Regions from separate parts of the Homo sapiens genome. Here region 2 is linked to region 1. A link is an interaction called in ENCODE POLR2A ChIA-PET data of the cell type or tissue named here. Cell type or tissue: IMR-90. All regions are shown on one strand.

What was found. ChIA-PET counts read pairs that join two places held together with the same protein. Peaks named below come from ENCODE experiments on the same cell type or tissue, not always from the same donor. Only the 100,000 strongest peaks of a DNase experiment are listed, where the experiment ranks them.
Region 2: POLR2A ChIA-PET joins it to region 1 with 10 read pairs; 4 of 35 experiments call an interaction of 5 or more read pairs at or near these places.

The regions. Positions count from the first base shown.
Region 1 is chr6:147,212,770-147,220,769 of GRCh38, reverse strand. All of the region lies in intron 2 of STXBP5 (syntaxin binding protein 5), which reads right to left. Among named protein-coding and RNA genes, the nearest start is that of STXBP5-AS1, 12 kb to the right of the region's middle. In IMR-90, no CTCF peak of the experiment used is centred here; no DNase peak of the experiment used is centred here; H3K27ac peaks cover 149 bases.
Region 2 is chr6:146,986,677-146,994,676 of GRCh38, reverse strand. The region is part of intron 6 of STXBP5-AS1 (STXBP5 antisense RNA 1); the gene reads left to right. Among named protein-coding and RNA genes, the nearest start is that of LUADT1, 170 kb to the left of the region's middle. In IMR-90, no CTCF peak of the experiment used is centred here; DNase peaks (open chromatin) are centred at 3,336 and 4,226.

The sequences.
Region 1 (8,000 bases):
CACTTTAAATATAAAGACACATATAGAATAAAAGTAAATAGATGAAGAAAGATATGCCATGCTTTCACTAATCAAAAGAAAGCAAAGTAGCTATATTAATTTCAGACACAGACTTCAGACCAAGGAAAGTCATTAAAGTGGGGCATTACAAAATGAAAAAAGAGTCAATTCTCCAAGAACCACAACAATCCTTAAGGTGTATGCACCTAAGAACAGAGTGTCAAAATATATGAGACAAAAACTCATAAAACTGCAAGGAGAAATATATGAATCCGCTATTACAGTTGTAAACTTTAACATCCCTCTATCAGAAATGGACAGATCCAGCAGGCAGAAAAAAAGTGCCAACAGAGCTGAACTCAACACCATTCTTTACCAACTAGATATAATGGACATCTACAGTCTACGTTATCCAATAACAGCAAAACACACATTCTTCTCAAACTCACATGGAACATTAACCAAGACAGAATATATTCTGGGCCATAAAATATACCTCAAAAAATTTGAAAGAATAGAAACTATACAATGTCTGCTCTTGGAACATAATGGAAGTAAACTAGAAATCGATAACAAAAAGAGAGCTGGAAAATCCCAAAATATGTAGAGATTAAACAAAACAATTCTATTAACACTTGGGTCAAAAAAGATATTAAGAGAGAATTTTTTAAATGTTTTGAACTAAATAAAAATGAAAACAACTTATCAAAATTTATGGGAAACACAGAAAATAGTACTTAAAGGGAATTTATAGCATTGAATTCATATATATTAAAGAAGAAACAGGTAAAATCAATCACTTCTGCTTTAAGAAACTACAAAAAGAAGAGGAAACTGAACCCAAAGTAAACAGAAGAAAATAAATAATAACAGTTAAGGAAGAAATCAGTGAAACTGAATACAGGAGATCAAAAGAGAAAAATCAACAAAACTAAAAGCTGCTTCCTTCAAAAAAAAAAAAAAAAAAAAACAAGCTTCTAGCCATGCTAAGGAAAAAGGAGAGGGGACACAAATTACTAACATCAGAAATGAAAGACAGACATCACTTTAATTTCCATGGACATTAAAAGAATAAAGGAATACTAAAAACAAATCTATGCCCACAATTTTGATGACACAGATGAAATGGACCGACCAACTCCTTAAAAAATACAATCTACCAAAACTCAGACAAGAAGAAACAATCTGAATAGGCTTCTATACATTAAAGAAACTGAATCAATTAATAGATTCCCAAAATAGAAAGTACCAGGACCAGATGGGTTGACTGGTGAATTATAACAAGTTTCTAGTCTCTTTCAGAAGATAAAGGCAGAGGAAATATATCCTAACTCATTTTATGAGCCCAGCATTACACTAATATGAATACCAAAGGCATTACGAGAAAAGAAAACTAAGATCAATCCTTCTCATGAAGATGGATGCAAAAATTCTCAATACAATTTTTACCAAACTGAATTCAACAGTGTATAAAAAGAATCACACAGCATGACCAAATGGGATTTATACCAGGTATGCAAGTCTAGTTCAACATTTGAAAACATTTAGAAAACATTTTTCTAAAAAAAGAAAAATCACATGATTATATCAACTGATGCAGAAAATCCAACACTCATTCCAGATAAACACTGTCGGTAAACTACGAATACAGGTGAAGTTGCTCAACTTGATAAAGAACATCTACATAAAAACTACAGCTAACACACTTAATAGCAAAACACTCAAAGCTTCTCCACTACAATCAGAAACAAGGCAAGGATATCCCTCTTATCACGCCTTTCAACACTGTAATGGGAGCACCAGCTAATGCAATGAGCAAAGGAAATAAAAGGTATGCACATAGATTAGGAAGAAAGAAAGAAAACTTTCTTTGTTCATTGATAACATGATCAACTATGCAGCTATCAGAAAGAATGAACAGAAAAACTCCTGCAACCAATATGTGATTATAGCAAGGTGGCCAGGATATGCAAGGTTAACATACAAAACTCATTCACACCCAGGCACAGTGGCTTATGCCAGTAAACCCCAGCACTTTGGGATGTGAGATCACTGCAGCCCAGGAGTTCAAGACAAGCCTGGCCAACATGCCAGGACCTTGTCTCTACAACAAATTTAAAAATTAGTTGGGTGTGATGGTGTGCACCTGTGGTCCCAGTTACTCAGGAGGCTGAGGTGGAAGGATTGCTCGAGCCCAGGAGATCGAGGCTGCAGTGAGCTGTGTTTGTACCACTGCACTCCAGCCTGGGAAACAGAGCAAGACTGTCTCTAAAAAAGAAAAAAAAACCAAAAAACATAGTCATTCATTTTCTTATATACCAGAAAAGAACCAGTGGAATTTGAAATAATTAATTTGAAATTATTTGAAATTTATATTAGCACCCCAAAAAATGAAATACTTAAATATAAATCTAACAAATATGTACAAGATCTACACGAAGAACAGCACAAAACTCTGCAGAGTGAGAATATTCTGTATGATATTATAATGATGAAAGACATGTAATTATATTTGTCTAAACACATAAAATGTGCAAAGAATGAGCCCTATCATAAACTATGGACTTTGGATGAAAATGATGTGTCAATGTAGATTCAATGTACCACTCTGCTGATAATGGAGGAGGCTACGAATGTTTTGGGACAGGCAGGGAGTATATATAATATCTCTGTACCTTCCACTTACTTTTGCTGTGAACCTAAAACTGCACTAAAAAATGAAGTCTATTTAGAAAATATATTAAAAATGAAGATAGCCACATCATCATGATAAGAGTAGGCAAAATTAATTTTTACTGCTTACTCAATGCTTATATTCTGCTAATCTCATTTAAGAAAAACTACAAAATGAACTATTTCTGCAGTAAAAATTTAACAAGATGCTAAGAATAGCCATGAAAAATGTGCACATCAACATTTAAAACTTTAAGTCAAGACAACTGTAACATTTTACAAATGTCCAACAGTATCTGAAAATTTAGGTCGGTCAACTGCTTTTTTGTTTTAATGTGAATAAAACAAGCACCAAAACAGAAAAGTAATTGCAACATTCAGACTAATACATAATTATAGTATTCACTGGGTTGGAATAAGCCTCTAGTTACCTCCTTCCACTATTATTTTTAGTAAGAAATTTTTTATTATTTGTGAACAAATTAGAGTGGTTGAAAACAATCATTCTTAATATTCACTGTTTTGGAGTTAGGACTGTTTTTGAAGAGGCAAAAATGAATTATATTTGTCATCACAGGCAATTCTTTAGAATGGCTTTTGATAGATAAATATACTTTTAAAGGAACCACTTGCTCAAACTACTATTTACTACGTAGTCATAAATAATAGTGGTCTGGGTTAAATGAACAAGAAAGAATGTAAATTCTCACATATAAGTAAAAACAGCTTTTTATCCCAGCATCCATTCCCAGATGCCTAATGGCTAAGTTCTTTTCTCAAGTATGTTAAGTGAATTTTAAAAGAAAAATACAACACATTATGAAAAATACAGTACAAAGACTGAACAGATGGAAAAATCTGTTTCAACACTTTTTTTTTTCCTTTTCAAAAGACAAAAAGAGACAAACGCACAAAGGAAAACCATTTAGCAGAAAGTACTGCAATAGCTGATGCGGCCAGATTTATAGTCACCTTTGACAGAGAGCTGCTGTGAAACAGCAGAGGTACTGCCATCACAAGAAAAGATTACGTACTTTAAAGAAAGAGCAGGATTAAGCACTCAACAAACAACTTCACAAGGAAAAGCTTCAAAGTTCCAGACTGCACTTATTTGAAAATAAAAAACAAGACCAAACACTATTATTAAAACACCTCCAATTGTTTAAAACTTGCTGTTTAACAATAGCTACCATGTGAGTTCTAGGACTCGTCATATATCTTACAAATAACAAGCTGTATAAAGCAAACCTTATTTTTCAAATGAAGATTAATATAAAACAAAAATTATCAGCTATTTTTTATTTAAAAACCTTTCTGGGTGAATGCTCACGTTAAAATCATAGCTCCAATAAATATAAAGAAATATGCTCAGCATGTTATCATTTCATTTATTTGTCATATATATATTTTTACATATACTTCCAAAAGAATACTAGTTGGAGAAATGGAATCAAGTAAAAATTAGCCTCATTTACTAAATAAAATTATATCTATATTTACTGCTACTGGATAATGCAAAGAGTGGTCAGTGGGCAACTATAAAATATTTTCAAAAAGTAGATAAAATTTCAGTTTCCAATGAAATTACCATATATGTTCTTTCCAACAAGAGGCATGTAATATATCTGATTCTAAAGAAAGTGGCCAAGAATCTGAATTTTATTCTGGGAGCCTTATGAATTTTTTTGTTTTGTTTTTTGTTTTTGACATGGAGTCTCACTCTATCGCTCAGGCTGGAGTGCAGTGGCGCAGTCTCAGCTCACGGCAACCTCCGCCTCCCAAGTTCAAGTGATTCTCCTGCCACAGCCTCCCAAGTAGCTGGGATTACAGGCACCTGCCACCACGCTCGGCAAATTTTTATATTTTTAGTAGAGACGGGGTTTCACCATGTTGGTCAGGCTGGTCTCAAACTCCTGACCTCAAGTGATCCGCCTGCCTCAGCCTCCCAAAGCGCTGGGATTACAGGCGTGAGCAACCGTGCCCAGCCATGAATTTTTAAAAAATACATTATTCATTTTTCAGGTAGTTTTTTCCCGGTTATTTTTGACAAACATCTGTAACATCAAAGAAGTCACAATATTTTAATAAAATGCTTACATTCACTTTTATCTTTAAAGGCATCTATCTAAATGTACCTACACATATGTATATGATATTAAGAAAGATATTAAGAAAAAGCTACAAAGGCAAGTATATTTTTAATTAAAATTAGGAAGTCAAGCTAAACACTTCAATAATTGAGCTAATCATTAAACTACCCTCAAAGGATGCCTAATTAAGCTACCTTTATTATTATACTAATCATAATTCCAGAGATAACACACCTCTCACAAGATTTAAAAAAAACCTATAAAAATAATTTACCTTGATATATAGAGTTACTATGTATTATTAAAAATTACTGATTAAAAAATTGGCTCGGCGCAGTGGCTCACGCCTATAATGCAAGTACTCTAGGAGGCTGAGGTGGGCGGATGGTTTGAGCTCACGAGTTCGAGACCAACCTAAGCAACATGACAAAACCCAGGCTCTACAAAAAAATACAAAAATTAGCCAGGCGTGGTGGCGTGCACCTGGAGTCCCAGCTACTTGGGGGACTGAGGTGGGAGGATCCCTTGAGCCTGGGAGGCAGAGGTTGTAGTGAGCCGAGATAGCACCACTATACTCCACCTGGGCGACAGAGCCAGACCTTGTCTCAAAACAAACAAACAAACAAAAAAAAATTACTGATTCTTTTTAAGACTCTTATTTGTGACAAAAGGTTAAATTTCAACTAGTAACAAGTGCTACTAATGAAGTTTAAATTTAAAAATGTATTTCTTACTGAACATTCTTCTCTGTATATCCTTTAAAAACAAGTCAGGCTGATAAACTAAGGCAGAGATTGGAAAACTTTGGCCTGTGGGCCAAATCCAGCCAACTGCTTGATTTTATAAATAAAGTTTTACTGACGCACACTTATTCATTAGATATTGTTTATGGTTGCATTTGTGCTAATATAGAAGCAGAGTTGAGTAGCCGTCACAGAGACCATAAAGCCTACCATAATTTGCTATCTGGTCTTTTACAGGAAATGTTCACTGACTCCTACAGACTCAGATCTTCTTTAAGTGTCTGCACACACACACATACTCATCCACCCTATGATCCTTACTGAAGGACATAAAGTTGATCATTTAGGAATCTGTGTGTTCCCTCATCTTGATTTTATAATTTATACACTCCTACTGTCTTAATTTCCGGACTCTTGATAAAGGAGAGGATACTGGCTGATTTTGCTGATTTGCATTACTTTGGACTGCACGGTATTTTTTCATACCCTGTAACATTCTTCGTAGTTTATTTTAAAAGAAAATGCCATTCCATATTACAGCTACAATTTCCAAAAGGTCTATTTTTAGACATTTAATGTCACATATTACTTATAAAGAAATGGCAATGCGGAAATCAAAATTTTAAAGGCTCAACTAAGAAAAAGATGGCTAAATAGGATGGAAGTTGGGATGGAATCAAACCAAAACATATATCACAAAGACATTGGGTTTTAAACATAAGAATTATTTAAACAGAGAAAAGTTTATTCTAGACTTAAGGACTCACTAAACACATGGCCATTGAGGAACACTCACTAGTAAGCAGTAAACTATGTCAACAATTCTTACCCCTACCTCCTTCACCTCAGCTTACCTTCCACTCATGGCCAAAAGAAAAAAGATAAGTTACATGGTAAACAGAGCTGGTGTCCAAAATTTATTTAAAAGTAAATATGAGGAAAATAAGAGATTAAACCAACCAACTAGAATTGCTAAATCTGAAAGTAGATGATGGCAATATACTTATTCAGAAATATTAAGAATGATAATACAGATATACAGAAGATCATGAAAAAGTCCTTATTTTTATTACTGCTAATAAACATCAGAAATGCGTTCAAATTAAAGTGCAAAATAATTGTATTGTATAGAAACCTGAATGTCTCTACAGGAAGTCTAAGTAACTAAATTAGAAAGCACCATAACTTCTCCTTAGAATAATGTGTGCTGCATATGACTAAGGGAAGAGAAATGTATCAAGTACCTTTTGGCAGTTTTTTATTATTATAGTTTTATGAACTCTTGGTTTATTTCATAAAAATCATGTCAGTAATCACTTTGTTTTGCTTCCCAAGAACTTCTGTAGAACTATATTATGTTTAAAATCTATCTTAATTCAAATTCAAATCTAAAAGGTATTAATAGTGAAATGCCCTTTTCTTTATATCAATCTGTTATACTCTTAAACAGATAAACATCTGTTTAGGTCAAACCAAAAAAACTATTTCCTTATCTGCCATCCCAAAATACCAAGTATACCTTCTGAAGATGCTAATATAGCAAATCAGGTCAGGAAACTTTCATTTAAACATCGAAAACAAATACACATTCTGATTATTACTAATTATTACTGCTACACTACTGATATCCTAATTATTAATTTTCTTCTTGTAGCTGGGAACAGTAGCTCATAATCTTTAATCCCAGCTTGAGCCCAGGGGACCAGCCTCAGCAACATAGTATGACCCCATCTTTGCAAGAAAGAAAAAAATAAAAGAAAAAGAAAAAATATATATATGCGCGCGCACACACACACACACACACACACACACACACACACACACACACATATATAAAATTATGTGAGCCAGGTGAGGTGGCTCACATCTGTGGTCCCAACTACTTGGCAAGCTGAGGCAGGAAGATCGTTTGAGCCCGGGAGGTCTAGGCTGCAGCGAGCTGTGATTGTGCCACTGTATTCCAGAAAGAAACCCTATCTCAAAAAAAAAAAAGAAAGAAAAAATTCTTCTTGTAAATAATTGCCTCTTCCAGTGCATAAAGGTAAAGCCAAATTGATCCAACAATTAAGCTTATCTTTAGTGATACTCAAACCTATAGTCCAGTTACTTACATGTACATGCCCAGCAATTATTACTCCAAGTTATTACACTATACAATTACCAAATTTAGTACTCAAATTACATACTAGCAATTCAAGAGAGACAGTCTCTATTAATAAATCTCTAAAGATTATTAAGATCATGTGATTAGGAACTCAATATTCTTGTTTAAGTTAATTTATTTTAATTTTACATCCTGACATTTAACAACCAAGGAAGAAGGTGAATTTTGTTAATGGTATTAAAAAAAAGTCCTGGTTTCCTATTTCATAATGAGACCTTATCTGTTATACACAGAAAATGCTACAAACCACCATCTTAGTATTCAATGTGAGCTACTGTTTCAAGGAAAGACATTTGTGTTAGTTCATTCACATGCTCTTTCCTGGTCCCT
Region 2 (8,000 bases), 230 kb after region 1:
CAACTTGTTGTATTTCCCATGAAACTGTCTGAACTAAAGCTAAACTTTTATAAAAGAGTGAATATCCAAGTAAAGGGAAAATACTCTTGAAGAAGATTACAGTGTGAGAATTTGGTTTACCTGATGCCAAGATTTCCTATAAAGCTGTGTTAACTCAGTGTTGAAATGACACAGAGATGGACACACAGACCAATAGAAGAGAAGAGAGCCCATAGAGAGACCTACACATGTATGAAAACTTGATACATAACAATTGCCACACTAGATCTCGGAGAAAAAGATCGACTATCTAATAATCTTTTAGAACCAGATCAGCACACTTATTCCTAACTGATCAGATGTAAAAGTTTTTGGCTTTGTGGACCATATGGTCACAGCTATCAACTCTGTTCTTCCAGTGCAAGGTGGCATAGATATTATACAAAAGAATGGACGTGGATGTGTTTCCATACGCTGTATTTACAAATGTGAGCTGCAGTTTGCTTATTGCTGTTTTAGAGGGCAATACAAGAGAATGTCTGTAATCTCAGCATAGCGAAAGCAAGAAAACAGCTCACAGCTGAAAAATAAAACATTGATAAATTCAACATTAAAAAGAAGAATCTCTATTTATCAAAAGATTTCATCAAGAAAACTACAAAGCCCCAATCTAAGATATTTGCAACACAGAAATAAATTAAGAATTAGTATTTATAATATATAAAGAAGTCCTATGAAGTAAAAAGAAAATTCAAATAACAATCCAATAGAAAATTGAGCTAAGTATATGAACAGGTATTTCACAGAAGGGGACGCACAGTGGTCATTAATTACATAAAACAACAATAAACCTCATTATGGTAGTGCAATTTAAAAGTGCAATTAGTTATTATTACACATTTGCTCTACTCATATACAAAATCTTACCATATGTAGTGATGGCAAGTATGGGAATCAAGGGAACTCTTAAATGTTGCCAGAGAGAGTCTACACAAGGTATAATCATACTTTTAAAAACAAGTTGGCACTATTTTGTAAGGTTGAAAATGCATGGCCAGGCATGGTGGCTCATGCCTGTAATCCTAGCACTTTGGGAGGCTGAGGTGGGCGGATCATCTGAGGTCAGGAGTTCAAGACCAGCCTGACCAACATGGAGAAACCCCGTCTCTACTAAAAATACAAAATTAGCCAGGTGTGGTGGTGCATGCCTGTAATCCCAGCTATTCGGGAGGCTGAGGCAGGAGAATCGCTTGGGAACCCGGGAGGCAGAGGTTGTGGTGAGCTGAGATCGTGCCATTGCACTCCAGCCTGGGCAACAAGAGCAAAACTCTGGCTCAAAAAAAAAAAAAATTCATGAACCCCATAACTGAGCAATTCTATTCCTGCATGTGCTATATATTATAAAGAAATACTTGCTCTTGTATCTAAAGATAGGTACAGGAATATTTGTATCAGCATCATATTAGCAACAAACTGGTAATAACACAATGTTCTTAGAAAAATTAATGAATATATTATAGAATATTCATATGATGGAACATCTATTCAGCAGTGAAGATGAACTACAGCAATGTGAATCAACATGGGTGAATATTAAAAAGTATATTGAGTGAAAACAAAACACAATAATATAAGATATACATTTTATAAATTTCAAAAATAAGCAAAACTGAAAATATATTTAAAAGAAACGTAAAGATGTGATTAAAAATGAAAACTCGGGCTGGTAGGTCCTGCTGATGAAGAGTGAGGAAGGAGGAAAGGATGATGAATAGCATTGATATTTAGTTTTTTGCTTTATTTTTATGTTCATCACTTGCACATATTTTATACATTCTTTTTGCATATCAACTACTCCAAATGTAAAATTCTGAAACACGAATCTTTTATCTCCATTAAATTGACAAAAATTTGTCCACATGTGCTATTTTTTCCTTTATTTCTGTTTTTAAAGATAGAGTCTCTTGCTGTCACGTAGGCTGGAGTACAGTGGCATGGTCATAGCTCACTGCAGCCTTGACCTCCCAGGCTCGAGTGATCCTCCCATTTCAGCCTCCTGAGTAGCTAGGAATACAGGCACATGCCATCACATCCAGGTGACTAAAAAACTTTTTTTCGTAGAGACAAGGTTTGTCTATGTTGCCCAGGCTGGTCTTGAACTCCTGGGTTCAAGCAATCCTCTCACCTCAGCCTCCCAAAATGTTGTGATTACAGGCATAAGCCACAAGCCACTGTGCCTGGTGTTTTTCCAATATTCTAAGATAATTTTTCTTGAAAATCACTTTCTATCCCCTTTCCCCCACCTTTTTCATTATTGTGCTTATATTCATCCAAATTGTATTGTTTGATATTGTTACTTCAGTTTAATTGTTTTTAACTGTTTACTCCACTTGATGGTAAGGTCCCTGTGAAATGATTTCTCAGTTAATGCCATCCTATCCATTTTCTGCACTTCTTAGCTCTGCAGTATATGCTCAGAGGCCAGAGGCTATATCACCTTGGTCTCCTTGCTCTCATATTTCTCTCTGGGTTGGCCAATGGAAAGGTCTGGTTGGAGAATGGAATGAGAGAGGAGAGAGATATTGGGATGTATCTTCCCTCAGTGTTCTTGTCTTTGAACAGTATCTCTATTCCTCGTGACTTCCAGGCAGCTCTCACTCCACGTCTGAAAATCTCATTGGGTTCTGTACCATGTACCGCTTGCCACTTCAACAATGGGTGTGGTAGTAGCTTCTCACTGTTGCTGGTCTTGGGGTCTCTCAATTTCCCCTGTTTATTTCCTAAACATTTTCCACCATATATAAGTAGCTCTTTCATCGAAACCATTTAATTTATAGCATCTGGGGTAAATTTTTATTCCTGCCAGAATCTTGTTATCTTCTTTTTTCTGTTTTATTCACTGCTGTTTCCTCAACGTCTAGAATAATACCCGACAGAGTAGGAACTTAAAAAAAAGGGACGAATCAATGAACTCATGGTCACTAGCAATTACCACATGATTTTGCCCCAGCAGCAGCAGCTGATTAGGTCAAATTAAGGTTGGGAAATTGATGATGCTCTACCTCCCGGCTAGCAGGAGCCCAAGATGGTTTGGCATAAGAGCTTGGCCAAAGCTAAATGATAGTGACTAACACATCAAATTCTCTTCCTTGGAGAATTTCAATGCAAAATACATATATATATAAAATTGTTCCAGTTAATAGTGAAGGGTGAAGGCTGATGTTGAAACCGACGCAGAAGACAGATATCAAAGACTTTAAGATGACATTCGTCATGAAAGGCTATAAATATGTAGAGGCTGTCAGTACATTCAAGTTCAAAGTACAGACGTCACGACTAAGCAGAAACTAAACAATATCCAGCAGTAGAGACTCAGAGAGGAACTGAGTCATCATATTGGCAAGAGACTGTCTAACTAGAGAGTGACAAGTTAATGTTGTTAGTAAAATGACCTTGGACCCTAAATCATCTTTCCTCTCCTTTGACATCCAGACTATACCTGTTACAAGATTAGCAAAGATTCTCTTTGTTTTTTTTCCTTGTATGTATTTTGTAACAAACCCCTCATTATTTCATGTTCCAGCAAATATAAAAAGCTACTGGAAAACCAAAGCTTCTGTCTTCCTGTTTGGTGTTTCTTTTCTATCATATCACTGATACTGAGCTATCAATCAAATTGTAATCTTTTTTTTTTTTTTTTTTTTTTTGCTGCAAATTTATTGCGAAGAGTGAAAGAACAAAGCTTCCACAGTGTGGAAGGGGACCCGAGTGGGTTGCCCCAAATTGTAATCTTATTTATGATTTTTTCTTATTCTAGTTTAGTTTAGAGGAAGTTATAAAACCCATTATTTCATGGCTGGACCATACAATGATTGCTACCCAATTTTGTTCTTTTCTTTCACATTATGTGTGAGTTTTGGAAAACACTGACAGCAACCAGAAGGTAATCCACACGGTAAGCTCAAAATTTGCCAAAACTCCATTGTATGTATGTTTACAAGTGATCTAAATTGTAAGTGGGAAAATAGAAACATACAAATATCTGGGGATAACAGTAAGGAGGATGACAAAAAAGATTAGTAATTTCATTCTTCTTGATATCCCAAATTTTGAGCAGAATTGCTCTGAGAACAGAATCTCAGAAGGAATGTCAGTTTGGCAGGAGAACAAGACAGAATAAAATGATAACTCACGAAGCAGGGACAGAAAGGATAGCAGCAGCTTCAGGGCTGTGCTAAGGGTAGCTTGGCACAGGAATGCGTTCTTTGAGACAGATTCACAAATGGTTGATTAGTATGAGAGGAATGCAGGGGTATCATTTATCTGGATTGTCCCAAGGCCCTTGACAGAATGTTTTCCTGAAGACTCTTATACAAAAAGTGAATTCAAATTGCTTTGAAAATTGGCTGATGAGTCCAAAACAAAGAAAAAAAAAGATAAATTGCAAATGTAGCCAGCTCTAGCAAAGTGCCTGAAAATGACAAAGGAATTAATGTCGATTTTAAGTCTTTATCTTACATTTTCAAAAGTTACCTGAAAGTAGTTTATTAAAAAAAATGCAGTGACTCAGACTTACTGTATATTCAATACTGAGTTAGGTACCCTGAGTGCAGTGGCCATATATGCTGAGCCAAAACGAAGAATAATTTTATGTCGCTTCTGGATGCAAGAGGTAGGAACAAGCGTGAGTGACTCTTAGTAAGCATATAACTCATTGGTAGAAACAGAATGTCAACATCCCAGAATATTAGCTGTGAGCTTTCATCCTTTAACAGATAGCTATAGGCAAGAGGAGTCTGTTTACTAGAGGTCAGTTGGGAGAACTTCTACTGTTTTGTAATTATAATTACCTTATTAACAAATAATATAAAAATAATGTGGTCTGAAAGAGTAAATACAACATATTCTGAAAAGCCTCCAATATTTAGGCTACAGAGGACTTGACACTGTGGATCACATACTGATCTTAACTTTAGGGTATGACTATGACTTTCAGATGAAGAACAGCAGCCGTTATGTTTGTGAATCAAGATCCTTTGTATAGTACTCATTTAAGACTAGGTTGACTTTTTAAAATGGTGAACTGAAGATGGTTTCTGGTGCAAATGGAATAAGTGTAAAATTCAAATAGACTTGTGAAATTCACAATAATTTACACTTTGATGCTAATGGTGTTAATGAAAATAACTTTTGCATTATAGCACATTTAAAAGGTTTTCAGGAACATTATGTCATTTGAGCCTTGCACCCCTATGACCTCAGTACTGTACATACAGTCATTACCCTAGTTTCAAAGATGAGGAAAGTGAGGCCCCAAGAGATTAAGAGATTTTTCTAAGGCTTTACAATATTAATAGATAACTGTAACTCAAATCACATTATTTTACATTTTGTATTTCCCTATCGTAGCTTGTCATACAATAAAGTATCTTGAGGAGGAAAGCTCAGTAGGGAGCCAAGCAATTAGTTATTATTAGTTTTTTCCCTTTACCTCCATCACTGCATGTTTACTACACTAAAAATGCATTTATGTCTGTACAGGTTTGTCTTTTCTACTAGACTGAGCTGCAGGAAAACAAGAGATCAGCTCCTTTTTGAATGCCAGCCCTCCTTATCTAGTGTGGGTCTGCTGACATATTAATTTGGCTGAGCTGAATTCTAAGACATGAAGCTTTATCCATTTTAAGATAAGAATATATTCTAGAAGCATGCTATATTATTTCTAAACAAAATCTGTTATTTTATGATAATGGAAGGAAGAAGAGAACTTGGAGATTGAAAAGGGAGAATACATCTTTATAACAGAATGATTTATATTCATTTGGGTATATACCTAGTAATGGGATTGCTGGGTTGAATGATATTTCTGCCTCTAGGTCTTTGAGAAATTGCCACTGGCTTCCACAATGGTTGAACTAATTTACATTCCCACCAATAGTGTAAAAGTGTTCCTTTTTCCCCACAACCTCACCAGCCTCTGTAGTTTTTTGACTCAAAAAAATTTTTTTTTATTAGTTTATTAGTGTTTGGTTTTCTGTCCTTGTGATAGTTTGCTCAGAATGATGGTTTCCAGCTTCATCCATGTCCCTGCAAAGGACATGAACTCATCCTTTTTTACGGCTGCACAGTATTCCATGGTGTATATGTGCCACATTTTCTTAATCCAGTCTATCATTGATGGACATTTGGGTTGGTTCCAAGTCTTTGCTGTTGTGAATAGTGCTGCAGTAAACATATGTGTGCAAGTGTCTTTATAGTAGCATGATTTATAATCCTTTGGGTATATACCCAGTAATAGGATCGCTGGGTCAAATGGTATTTCTAGTTCTAGATCCTTGAGGAATCACCACACTGCGTTCCACAATGGTTGAACTAGTTTACACTCCCACCAACAGTGTAAAAGTGTTCTGATTTGTCCACATCCTCTCCAGCATCTGTTGTTTCCTGACTTTTTAATGATCACCATTCTAACTGGATGAGATGGTATCTCATTGTGGTTTTGATTTGCATTTCTCTGATGGCCAGTGATGATGAGCATTTTTTCATGTGTCTGTTGGCTGCATAAATGTCTTCCGAGAAGTGTCTGTTCATATCTTTTGCCCACTTTTTGATGGGGTTGTTTGTTTTTTTCTTGTAAATTTGTCTAAGTTCTTTGTAGATTCTGGATATAAGCCCTTTGTCAGATGAGTAGATTGCAAAAATTTTCTCCCATTCTGTAGGTTGCCTGTTCACTTGATGGTAGTTTCTTTTGCTGTGCAGAAGCTCTTTAGTTTAATTAGATCCCATTTGTCTATTTTGGCTTTTGTTGCCTTTTTAATAGCCATTCAGACTGGTGTGAGATGGTATCTCACTGTGATATTGATTTGCATTTCTCTAATGATCAGTGATGTTGAGCTTTTTTCCATATGATTTTTGGCCACATGTGTGTCTTCTTTTGAGAAGTGACTGTTCATGTCCTTTGCCTACTTTTTAATGTTTTTTTTTCTTGTAAATTTGTTTAAGTTCCTTATGGATACTGGATATTAGACCTTTGTCAGGTGGATAGATTGCAAAAATTTTCTCCCATTCTGTAGGTTGTCTATTTACTCTATTGTTTCTTTTGCTGCACAGAAGCTCTTTAGTTTAATTAGATCCCATTTGTCAATTTTTGCTTTTGTTCCAATTGCTTTTGACATCTTTGTCGTGAAATATTTGCCTGTGCCTATGTCCTAAATGGTATTGCCTAGGTTTTCTTCTAGGATTTTTCTAGTTTTGGGTTTTACATTTAAGTTTTTAACCCATCTGGAGTTTAGTTTTGTATATGGTGTAAGTAAGAGGTCCAGTTTCAATTTTCTGCATATGACTAGCCAGTTCTCCCAGCATCATTTATTAAATAGGGAATCATTTCCCTATTGCTTGTTTTTGTCAGGTTTGTTGAAGATCAGATGGTTGCAGGTGTGTCATCTTATTTCTGGGTTTTCTATTTTGCTCCATTAGTCTATATGTCTGTTCTTCTACCAGTACCATGCTGTTTTAGTTACTGTAGCCCTGTAGTATAGTTTGAAGTCAGGTAATGTGAGGCCTCCAGCTTTGTTCTTTTTGCTTACAAGTGCCTTGGCTATTTGAGCTCTTTTTTGGTTCCATATAAATTTTAAAATAGTTTTTTTCTAATTTTGTGAAGAATGTCAATGGTAGTTTAATGGGAATAACCTTAAATCTATAAATTGCTTTGGGCAGTATGGCCATTTTCAAAATATTGATTCTTCCTATGTATGAGCTTGGAATGTTTTTCCATTTGTGTCATCTCTGATTTTTTTGAGCAGTGGTAAGTAGTTCTCCTTAAAGTGGTCCTTCACTTCCCTTATAAGCTGCATTTTTAAGATATTTTATTCTTTTTGTGGCAATTGTGAAAGGGAGTTCGTTCATGATTTGGCTCTCAGCTTGCCTATTGGTGTGTAGGAATGCTAGTGATTTTTGTATATTTATTTTGTATTCTGAGATTTTGCTGAAGTTGCTTATCAGCTTAAGAAGCTTGGCCAGGA